2 separate regions of the Homo sapiens genome follow, and region 2 is linked to region 1. The links are chromatin contacts, found by Hi-C or POLR2A ChIA-PET in ENCODE. All regions are on one chromosome and are shown on one strand. Each heading gives the region's core, a stretch centred on a gene start or an enhancer-like site at or near the end of the contact. The rest is flanking DNA. Distances are from core to core; before and after follow the strand shown. Region 1 has its middle 49 kb from the start of LRPPRC. Region 2 overlaps PREPL (prolyl endopeptidase like).

Evidence for each region. Hi-C counts contacts between places; a loop is a spot of excess contacts on that map. ChIA-PET counts read pairs that join two places held with the same protein, here RNA polymerase II (POLR2A).
Region 2: a map of DLD1 shows a loop between it and region 1 (4-fold over the local background). The contact joins two enhancer-like sites. A Hi-C loop is called at or near these places in 1 of 168 maps with a recorded cell type or tissue (DLD1). POLR2A ChIA-PET finds 5 or more read pairs at or near these places in 2 of 52 experiments (RWPE1 and activated CD4-positive, alpha-beta T cell).

Annotation. Positions count from the first base shown.
Region 1 is chr2:44,042,254-44,047,107 of GRCh38, forward strand. No RefSeq gene overlaps it. Among named protein-coding and RNA genes, the nearest start is that of LRPPRC, 49 kb to the left of the region's middle. RefSeq lists an enhancer at 2,001-2,050. Within about 2 kb of position 2,123, at least 4 of the 41 ENCODE cell types and tissues checked have a DNase peak (open chromatin) inside an H3K27ac peak, as active enhancers do.
Region 2 is chr2:44,323,946-44,328,604 of GRCh38, forward strand. PREPL (prolyl endopeptidase like) reads right to left here. Exons shown (of 14, transcript NM_001171613.2): 10 at 2,767-2,983. Among named protein-coding and RNA genes, the nearest start is that of PREPL, 35 kb to the right of the region's middle. Within about 2 kb of position 1,371, at least 4 of the 41 ENCODE cell types and tissues checked have a DNase peak (open chromatin) inside an H3K27ac peak, as active enhancers do.

The DNA of each region.
Region 1 (4,854 bases), core at 873-3,372:
ATGGTTGTGTCTTTTTCGTTTCTTTTATTCTGAAGCAGTTCACCCTTGTCACTGATTTGACAGGGAATCAGGTAATTTGTTCTGTATAATGTCTTAAGTTCCGTATCTGTCTGCTTCACTGTGGAGTGGTTAACATATTCTTCCATCCTCCATATTTTCTGTAAACTGATAGTTATATCTGGGCCTTGATTAGATTCAAGGTCAATGTTTTTAGGCACCTATACTTTCTAGGGTGGCATTACTGTGAGACATATAATATTAATATCTTTTTTTTCACTTTTAATACTAATAGGATTGATCAATGGGTTTAGGTAGCATCATCCCATAAAGTTCTCCATTAACCTTTCACCTGATGATTTTAGCATTTGTTGATTGTGACCTAAGTCCATTATGTCATTTCAAGTCTTAGTGATTTAAAAAAATTTTTTTCAGGCCAGGCACGGTGGCTCATGCCTGTAAATCCAGCACTTTGGGAGGCTGAGGCAGGCGGATCACGAGGTCAAGAGATCGAGACCATCCTGGCCAACATGGTGAAATCCCATCTCTACTAAAAATACAAAAATTAGCTGGGTGTGTTGGCACGCGCCTATAGTCCCAGCTACTCGGGAGGCTGAGGCAGGAGAATCACTTGAACTCAGGAGGCAGAGGTTGCAGTGAGCCAAGATCGTGCCACTGCACTCCAGCCTGGCGACAGAGTGAGACTCTGCCTCAAAAAAAAAAAATTTTTTTTCTTCCTTCTGCATATATTATCTGGTATTCTTCGAGCTCTAGAATTTTGCTAATCAAAGGGAATAGTGGAGTTGCCAGGCTCTCAAGGCCAAATGAGGGCCCTGTTTTCTTGGCCTCTTTCCATGTTAAAAAGATTAATCCACCCTCCCCAAAGTGGCCACACCTAAATCCTAGTCTCTAACCGAAGGCAACTCTTTGTGCTCAGATAAGGTGGAAGTCAGCAAGGATCCTAGTAGAGGGGTCTACCCTTTGCTCCAGGAAAAAAGGGGCTCTAGGAGTAGCAGCAAGGCCTTCCCAGGACACAGGGAACTCAAGGCTGCTCAGGAACTGAGGCCTGATCTCCAGAGATCATCATTAGTTTGGGGAGGGCTCCCTTTGTCCACCCCCTTACCCTACCCCGGTCAGGCTCATTCTGGGGCCCTGGATTTCTGCTCTTCTCCAGGGAAGCAGCAGCATTCAGCCACTCACACCAGAAACAAATATCTGGGACTGTGGCTTTGACTTTCTGGTGCTTTTCCCTGTATCCTCAGATGAGCTCCACGTCCTTTGCCACCCTTGGCTTGGGCACTGGGCTGCATACCTCCTGCAGTTGCCCTTCTTTGAGGAGCAGGGACAGAGCTGATCTCCTGTTCCATGTCCCTCCATTAGCCCTTTCCTAGATCTAAGTCTTCCCCAAAAAGCCCTGGGACAAACAGTCCCAAAGGCAGGGCCCAATTGCTGGATTAAATGCTTAACTCCGAAGGTCCAGGATATATTTTATTTATATATATCTCGATTATTAACTCTATCCCAGGCTCCATCCCCGGCTCAGTGTGGATAACTCTCCCCTCAGCAGCCGAATAAATCAGACCATTCTTCCTCTCCTGTAGAAGTTAGGTCTGCATGGAAAAGATAGCACTTACACTCATTTCTAAGAGGAAGATGTACTTTAAGTTCTGTATGAAAACATTGAGTTCCATGGTATACACTGTTGGCATGAAAACAATGAGACTTTTAATTGCTCCCGAAACTCTAATATATATATTAGAGTTAATAATTAATATATAATATAATAGATATTATTATATGTAATATATATATATATATATATATATATATATATATATATATATAAATACTTGAAAATAGTCACCTGCCTTTAGACAGTTGTAAGCCACAGGGGAAACTCTTTGAATTCCCACCAATAACCATTTGGCTTAGAACGACTTTCAGCTGTTTCTAAAAATCAAATTCACCCTGAAACGAGGGTGGTTTGCTCTCACCTCACGATGGTGGGGAGAAGGTGGGCAGCAGTTAAATATGCCGTGGGGCTGAATGTGACCAACACGACAGTGCAGGGAAAGCTCCTTTGTCCCTGCGCGGCCCAGACTGGGACGCTAGATGGCAGGCTCACCTTCTAGATGGAAGCTTCCGGCTCCTTCTAGAGGGAAGCAGCCAGCCCTGGCAGCCCGGCCTCTGCTGGCAGTAGCCACACACTCCTGAGCAGTTCCCAGGGGCCTCCAGTGGGCTCCCCAGGGAGGGTGTGACCGATCCTCAGTGGAAGGCCCCAGAAGTGTCTGATGTGAGAACAGGGAACGCCTGCCTGTCTCCTGCAGCTGCAGTGGGATCAGGGTTAGGGCCCACTTGATCCCAAACCTCATGGTTTGTGGCTATGGTGACTCCACTGGGCTGCCAGCCACACCCTCCTCCCACCTGCCTGTCCCCGTATGGGGGTGAGAAATGTCTCCAGCTTTCTTGGGCTGGCCCAAGGTTCGAGGTCTTTCAGGATGTCTGAAACTTGAGGTTACGCTTTATGCAACCTATTATCAAATAGAGGGTCTGGTGGGGTGTGGTGGCTCATGCCTGTAATCCCAGCACTCTGGGAGGCCGAGGCGGGCAGATCACCTGAGGTCAGGAGTTCTAGACCAGCCTGGCCAACATGGCGTAACCCTGTCTCTAGTAAAAATACCAAAAAAAAAAAATAGAAAAAAAAATAGCGGGGTGTAGTGGTGCGCACCTGTAGTCCCAGCTACTCGGGAGGCTGAGGCAGGAGAATCACTTGAACCTGGGAGGCGGAGGTTGCAGTGAGCCAAGATCATGCCACTGCACTCCAGCCTGGATGACAGAGCGAGACTGTCTCAAAAAAAAAAAACAAAAAAAACAAAAAAAAAAAAAACAGAGGGTTCTACTCTGGGTGTGGGCACTGCTGAGTGCCAGGAAACACTGCTAAGTGCCAGGAAAGAAATGTACAAGCCTGGGCTGACCACTGGGCTTGGGGTCTGTGTTTTCATTAATGTTCACGCCTCAGAGCATTCTTCACCCTTCTTCTTTTGGCTGCCCCTGCCCTCCTCCCATCCTACCCAGGGTTTACCAATAAGTACAAGTTCTCTAAAGGGCAAGAACCTTCAAGGACTTGCTTCTGGATTCCTGTGCCTGCTGCGTGGTGAGGCTCAGTGAATGTCTGCTAAATGAGTGATTGATTGAATAAATTAATGTTGGGATCCAGAAATCATCTGGCTTAGCCTCCTCCTTTTAGAAAGGGTATCAACTAATTGGAAATGTATTATGTTTTCTAGGATGCCTGCTTTCATCTTTACCCTCCTTCCCCTCTCCCATTTGAGATCCCACTCCCAGGGTCTCCATTTGGGAGTGCCTGAACCTTTCTTACATCTAGCTGAAATCCCACACACTGCAATTTGAGACTGATCTTTTTTGCTCTGACTTCAGTGTAAGTCGATGATGGAATTGGGGAATAATATTGTTATGGGCTGAACTCTGTCCCCTATAAATTTTCTACTGGGAAATTTGAGGTACTCCCAGTATCTCAGAATGTGATGGTATTTGGAGACAGGGCCTTTAGTTAAAGTGGGGCCATTAGAAGGTGGCCTAATCCAGTCTGACTGATGTCCTTGTAAGAGGAAATTTGGACTAAAAGATACCACAGAATCACACACAGAGGAAAGACCAAGTGAGGAGACAGCAATCGGGTCAACATTTGCAAGCCACGAGTGGAGGTCTCGGAAGAAACCAAACCTGCTGACACCTCAACGTTGGACTTCCAGCCTCCAGAACTGTGAGCAAATAAGTATCTGTTGCTTAAGCATTCCCCCTCCCCCAAGACTGTAGTATGTTGTTAGGGCAGTCCTAGCAAACTAAGACAAATATGACAGCTACATGATTATGCATGATACCTGATTATGATAGAAAGATACATGATTATAATAGAATATAATAAAAATGCTATGATACAGAATACTTTGCCCCTTTGTCGGCATGTCCAGCATCTATAGAACTATTATCCAGCTGATGTGATGGTAACTGAGGTTTCCACCCCCACCTCTGGCTGCTGGCTCTTGCCAGACAGGCAGAGAGGAGGGAGAAAGACCCCTTAAGAAAGGAGAGATGTTCATAGCTTTAGTCAGCGTGGGCTGCCTGCCTGTCTAGGTTTTTTTTTTTTTTTAGAAAACCAGGCTCAAATGTGATGAAAAATAGGTTGGTACAGCTCCCAGGAGAGGGGGTTACCTAGTAGGACAAAAGCCAAGCTCCCCGAAGAGGTCAGCACAGCCTCAGTGGCCCAAAGGTTGACACATCAAGATATATTAGGTTTGTGGAGAGAGAAAGGAGCAAAAGAGGCAGCTTGTTGGAGATTAGATTAGACCAGAGAAGACTGTGTAAAGGCTACACAACGGGGGGACTGAGGAGATGGGACGAAAAGAGGGAGGGCACAGGGCTGGCTGAGGAAACGACAAAGAGAAGCTGAAACTTTGAAGCAAAATCAGCCCAGTGAACACAGAGCACCTTGGGGTCAGAGATGAGCCAGGGGAAAGCTGTGAAAATCAAGGCAATGTCTCTCTCCTACCTGGGTCACATTTAAGTGGTAGGATTTGGTCTTTTGAGAACTGACTAAAAGTAATTGACTCTCTTTAAAGTGGAAATTCTTTTTTTTTTTTTTTTTTGAGACAGAGTCTCACTCTGTTGCCCAGACTGGAGTGTAAAGGTGCAATCTCAGCTCACTGCAACCTCCGCCTCCCGGATTCAAGCGATTCTCCTGCCTCAGCCTCCCAAGTATCTGGGATTACAGGCACCCACCACCATGCCCAGCTAATTTTTGTATTTTTTTTTAGTAGAGACAGAGTTTCACCATGT
Region 2 (4,659 bases), core at 121-2,620, 280 kb after region 1:
AGCAGGGTCTTAAAGAGATCTGCATACCTATGTTCACAGCAGCATATTCACAACAGCCAAAAGGTGGAAGCAACTCAAGTGTCCATTAACCAAAGAACGAATAAGCAAAATGTGGTATACACATGCAATATTACATGGAATATTATTCAGCCTTAAAAATGAATAAAATTCTGATCCACGCTACAATATGGATGAACCTCAAGGATATAATCTAAGTGAAATAAGCCAGTCACAAAAAATTTTGTATGACTCCACCTATGTGAGGTGTTTGAGTAGTCAAATTCACAGAGACAGAGGCTGTGGGAAGAAGCAAATGGAGAGCTGTTTAATCGGTACAGGGTTTCAGTTTTGTTAAGATGAAAAACGAGTTCTGGAGATTGACTGCATAAGCCTATGAGTGCACTTACCACTACTGAACTATTCACTTAAAAATGGTTGAGATGGTAAATTTTATGGTATTTTACCATAATTAAAAATTTTTAAATGAAAAAAATACACAAGGAATAAAGTCTTTTTGACCAGTTGGACATTTTATATTAAAAGCAAAAAACGCTAAGTAAAGAAACTCTGCAAAATACCCAAGGTGAAAGAAGAGAAAACAACCCATTGGCTTATAATTAGTGTTACAAAATTTAATAAAACGAAGGCTGGGTCGCACATGGTGGCTCATGCCTGTAATCCCAGCACATTGGGAGGCTGAGGTGGGCAAATCACTTGAGCCCAGGAGTTTGAAACTAGCCTGGGTAGCATGGTAAAACCACATCTCTACAAAACAACAACAAACCACAAAAATTAGCAGGGCATGGTGGCACATGCCTGTAGTCCCAGATACTCAGGAGGCTGAGGTGGGAGGATCACCTGAGCCCCAGAGGTCGAGGCTGTAGTGAGCTGTGTTCGTGTGCCATTGCATTCCAGCCTGGGTGAAAGAGCAAAACTCTGACTCAAAAAACAAAACAAAACAAAACAAAAAAACAAAAACCCCACAAAAACAACAAAACAAAAATGAAGGCTGTATTTTTCACTTAGCTTTATTTTCTTCTGTTAACATACTTTTTAGCTTTCCCTCATATTAACATTAACCAAGTATAGTGAGTCATCTGTAATTCTTTTTGGCTGCCTACCATATGAACTTTTTTGCATTTGAAAAACCTCCAACCTTATCAGCTAGAGCCTGCCTCTCACTGTGGAGATACTAAGTGCTAGACTTCTCTTTCCCATTTTTCCCTGCAGCTTGGGAGTAGCTGTGTGACCCATGTGTGACTTGGGTCTATCAACCAGACACATGTGCTTTACACTCTGCATGGAAAGTTAGTGATTCAAAGAAGCAGTGATCACAGATAATTTATTCTGGCAAAAGTGCCACAGCTATATCCAGCTCTAGAAGTTGCACTGGCAGTGTGAGGTGATTTGTGCTTGGCAGTGGCGGCAGTAATAGTTTCATTGGGCCAATTCTATGCCTTTGGCTCTGAAGCCTCTAACACTGGTCTGAAGACACCTACATTTTCCTAATGCCCTTTAATCCCTTTTCTGCTTAAATTAGGGTTGATTTTTGGTGCTTATAAGAAGAATTTGACTTATACATGTATAAAAGGTTGTCTCCTAGTCTTCACTATAATAAGCAACCTAGCATAAATATCCTTCTCATCATTTCCTTTTAAATTTCTAAAAGTCAAAATCTAGTTGCTTTGTCTTTAAACTGTAAATAATTCTGCCATTATCTTTGTGCATAGGCTATTCTCCACATTTTTCTGTTTTTAAAAAATAGACTTACAGGTGACTACTATTTAACACTTATTTACAAGCCCACAGTATAAACTCCCCAACCTCAAAATAAAAAATCCTGAAAATAATTTACTCTCTCCCATCTCAGTCATTATTTTTCAGAGTAACCTAGAAGTAGGAGAATGATAGCAGTGAAACCAACTGCTACAATGTAACTTCGTAATTTCTGACACTGGGAAAAGATAATCATTTTCAGAACAGGGTAAGATATTTCAATTAAAATACGGAAAAACTATGCCCAAACGACCATTAAGAATGGACTATCTAAAAATAAAGAGCCTATAAATCTAGGACTGAAATGTTGATGGGCAGTAGCCTGTCAAGGTGACCAGGAGCCAAAGGACTCAGTGCATTCCAGAGTCACAGCGTGCTTTGCCTGGCTTTCTCAACTGGGACTCATATATGCTTCAGTGCTTTTTCACCAATTCTAAATGTCCTTACAAATACAAATGAGCAATGGAAATAGCCATTAATATCTTTCAGTGGAAAGCCTTAAAGATAATAAAGAACACTGTATCAGAGAAGAATAACGGTTAATAGTTGGATTAAAATAACTTTAGAAGTTCTCCTCAAGCTATAATTCTGAGTTTAAAACTTAAAAGCTTTGTTATACTCCTATGCTATGGTAAAACTGTAACAGAAATGTTTTTCTTTCCTTTTTTTTTTTTTTTTTTGACAATGTCTCACTCTGTTGCCCAGGCTGGAGCACAGTGGTCCACTGCAGCCTCAACCTCTTAAGAGATCCTCTTACCAACAAGCCTGGGTAGGTTTTTTTTTTTTTTTAATTTCTTGCAGAGACAGGGTCTCGCCATGTTGCCCAGGCTGGTCTCGAGCTCCTGGTAAGCAATCTGCCCACCTCAGTTTCCCGAAGTGCTGGGATTACAGGCATGAGCCGCTGTGCCAGCCCAAAAACATTTTTCTTAGAGTAGCCTATGGCTTCACACCTCCCCCATTCTATAAACAGTAGAGACAGAGCGTACTCACCTCCAAAGTCACCGCTCTCACCAGCTCTGGATTAGAATTACACAATGCTCCTGCAAGCACCCCTCCAGCACTGAAAGCAGTCAGGGTTGTTAGACTTGGCTGAGAAAAGCCTTGGCCATGAAGCGTCTTAATGCAAGCCTCTAAATCAGCAAGGCCATTGAGTTTTTTAGTTAGGCGGCCATCAGCGTGCCACTGGAGGCCTAACTCACCACCACCTCTGAAATTGAAGGGCAAAAAAGTTTTAGTGGAAAAAAAAAGTTAATACTGTAGGCTGGGGTCAGCGAACTACACCTGGAGGCCTGTTTTTTGTGTGGCCCTGGAGCTAAGACTGGTTTTTGCTTTTTAAAGGTTGAGTGAAAACAAGGAATGTGCAACAGAAACTGTACGCGGCCTGCAAAGCTTAAAATGTGACTATGTAGCTCTTTAGAGAAAAAGGTTTGCCAACTCCTGATATAGACAATCCAGAATTGATTCAACGAATATATTTTGAGTGCCTGCCCATTTATCAGGGATTAAGTACAGACCTTAAAAGTAGAAACAAACGAAAATCCCCTACCGTGGAGAAGACAGTAATTTTGTGGGGTAAGAAAACAACGACTTACCCAGCAATGTGGTGTCATTGCTACAATACAAGTGTATTTAAGGTATTACAGGAGCAGAGGAAAGAACATCCATCTGCCAGGTGAGGGGTATATACACGAGTCAGGAACACAAATGCTTTTAAGGAGATGATGCCTAAACTGAGTTGTGAAGGAAAAATTTGAGTTTCCAGAGGGCAAAGAAAAGGCATTAAGACACAGATACGACACAGCATGTATAAGGGCAAGGAGGTGACAGAGCATGTCATTTAAAAGACATGACTTTGGGGGCTGGACACAGTGCCTCAAGCCTGTCATCTCAGCATTTTGGTAGGCTGAGGTGAGCAGGTCACTTGAGGTCAGGAGTTTGAGACCAGACTGGCCAACATGGTGAAACCCCCGTCTCTCCTAAAAATAGAAAAAATTAGCCAGGTGTGGTGGTGCGTGCCTATAAGCCCAACTACTCGGGAGGCTGAGGCAAGAGAATTACTTGAACCTGGGAGGCGGAGGTTGCAGTGAGCGGAGATTGCGCCACTGCACTCTAGCCTGGGAGACAGAGTGAGACTCCATCTCAAAAAAATACAAAACAAAATAAAAAAAATAAAAGGACATGATTTTGGAAGGCTGAGGCGGGCGGACTGCTTGAGCTCAGGAGTTCGAGACCAGCCTGGGCAACATTGGAAAACCCTGTCTCTACTAAAATACAAAAAAATCGGGCTGGTACGGTGGCTCATGCCTGTAATCCCAGCACTTTGGGAGGCTGAGGCGGGCGGATCACTTGAGGTCAGGAGTTCGAGACCAGCCTGGCCAACATGGTGAAACCCCATCGCTACAAAAATTTCAAAAATTAGTCAGGAGTTATGGCAGGCACCTGTAATCCCAGCTACTCAGGAGGCTGAGGCAGGAGAATCGCTTGAACCCTGGCCAAGATCATGCCACTGCACACTCCAGCCTGGGCGACAGAGCAAGATTCTATCTCAAAAAAAAAAAAAAAAAAATTCAGACAGTGTGGTGGTGTGCGCCTGTAGTCCCAGCTACTCAGGAGCCTGAAGCATGAGAATCACTTGAACCTGGGAGGCAGAGGTTGCAGTGAGCCGAGATTGTGCCACTGCACTCCAGCCTGGGCGACAAAGCAAAACTGTCTCAAACAAAAAAAAAAAAAAAAAAAAAAAAAGGGTCTGATGCTAAATGCCGCTACAGAGATCCATCAGACCATTAGGAGTATTATACTGGGGAATCTGGACTGTGTTCTAGAGATGGGGAGGTGGAGAAGAATTTTAAGCAGAAATACAAAATAATATTTGTGTCTTGAAAA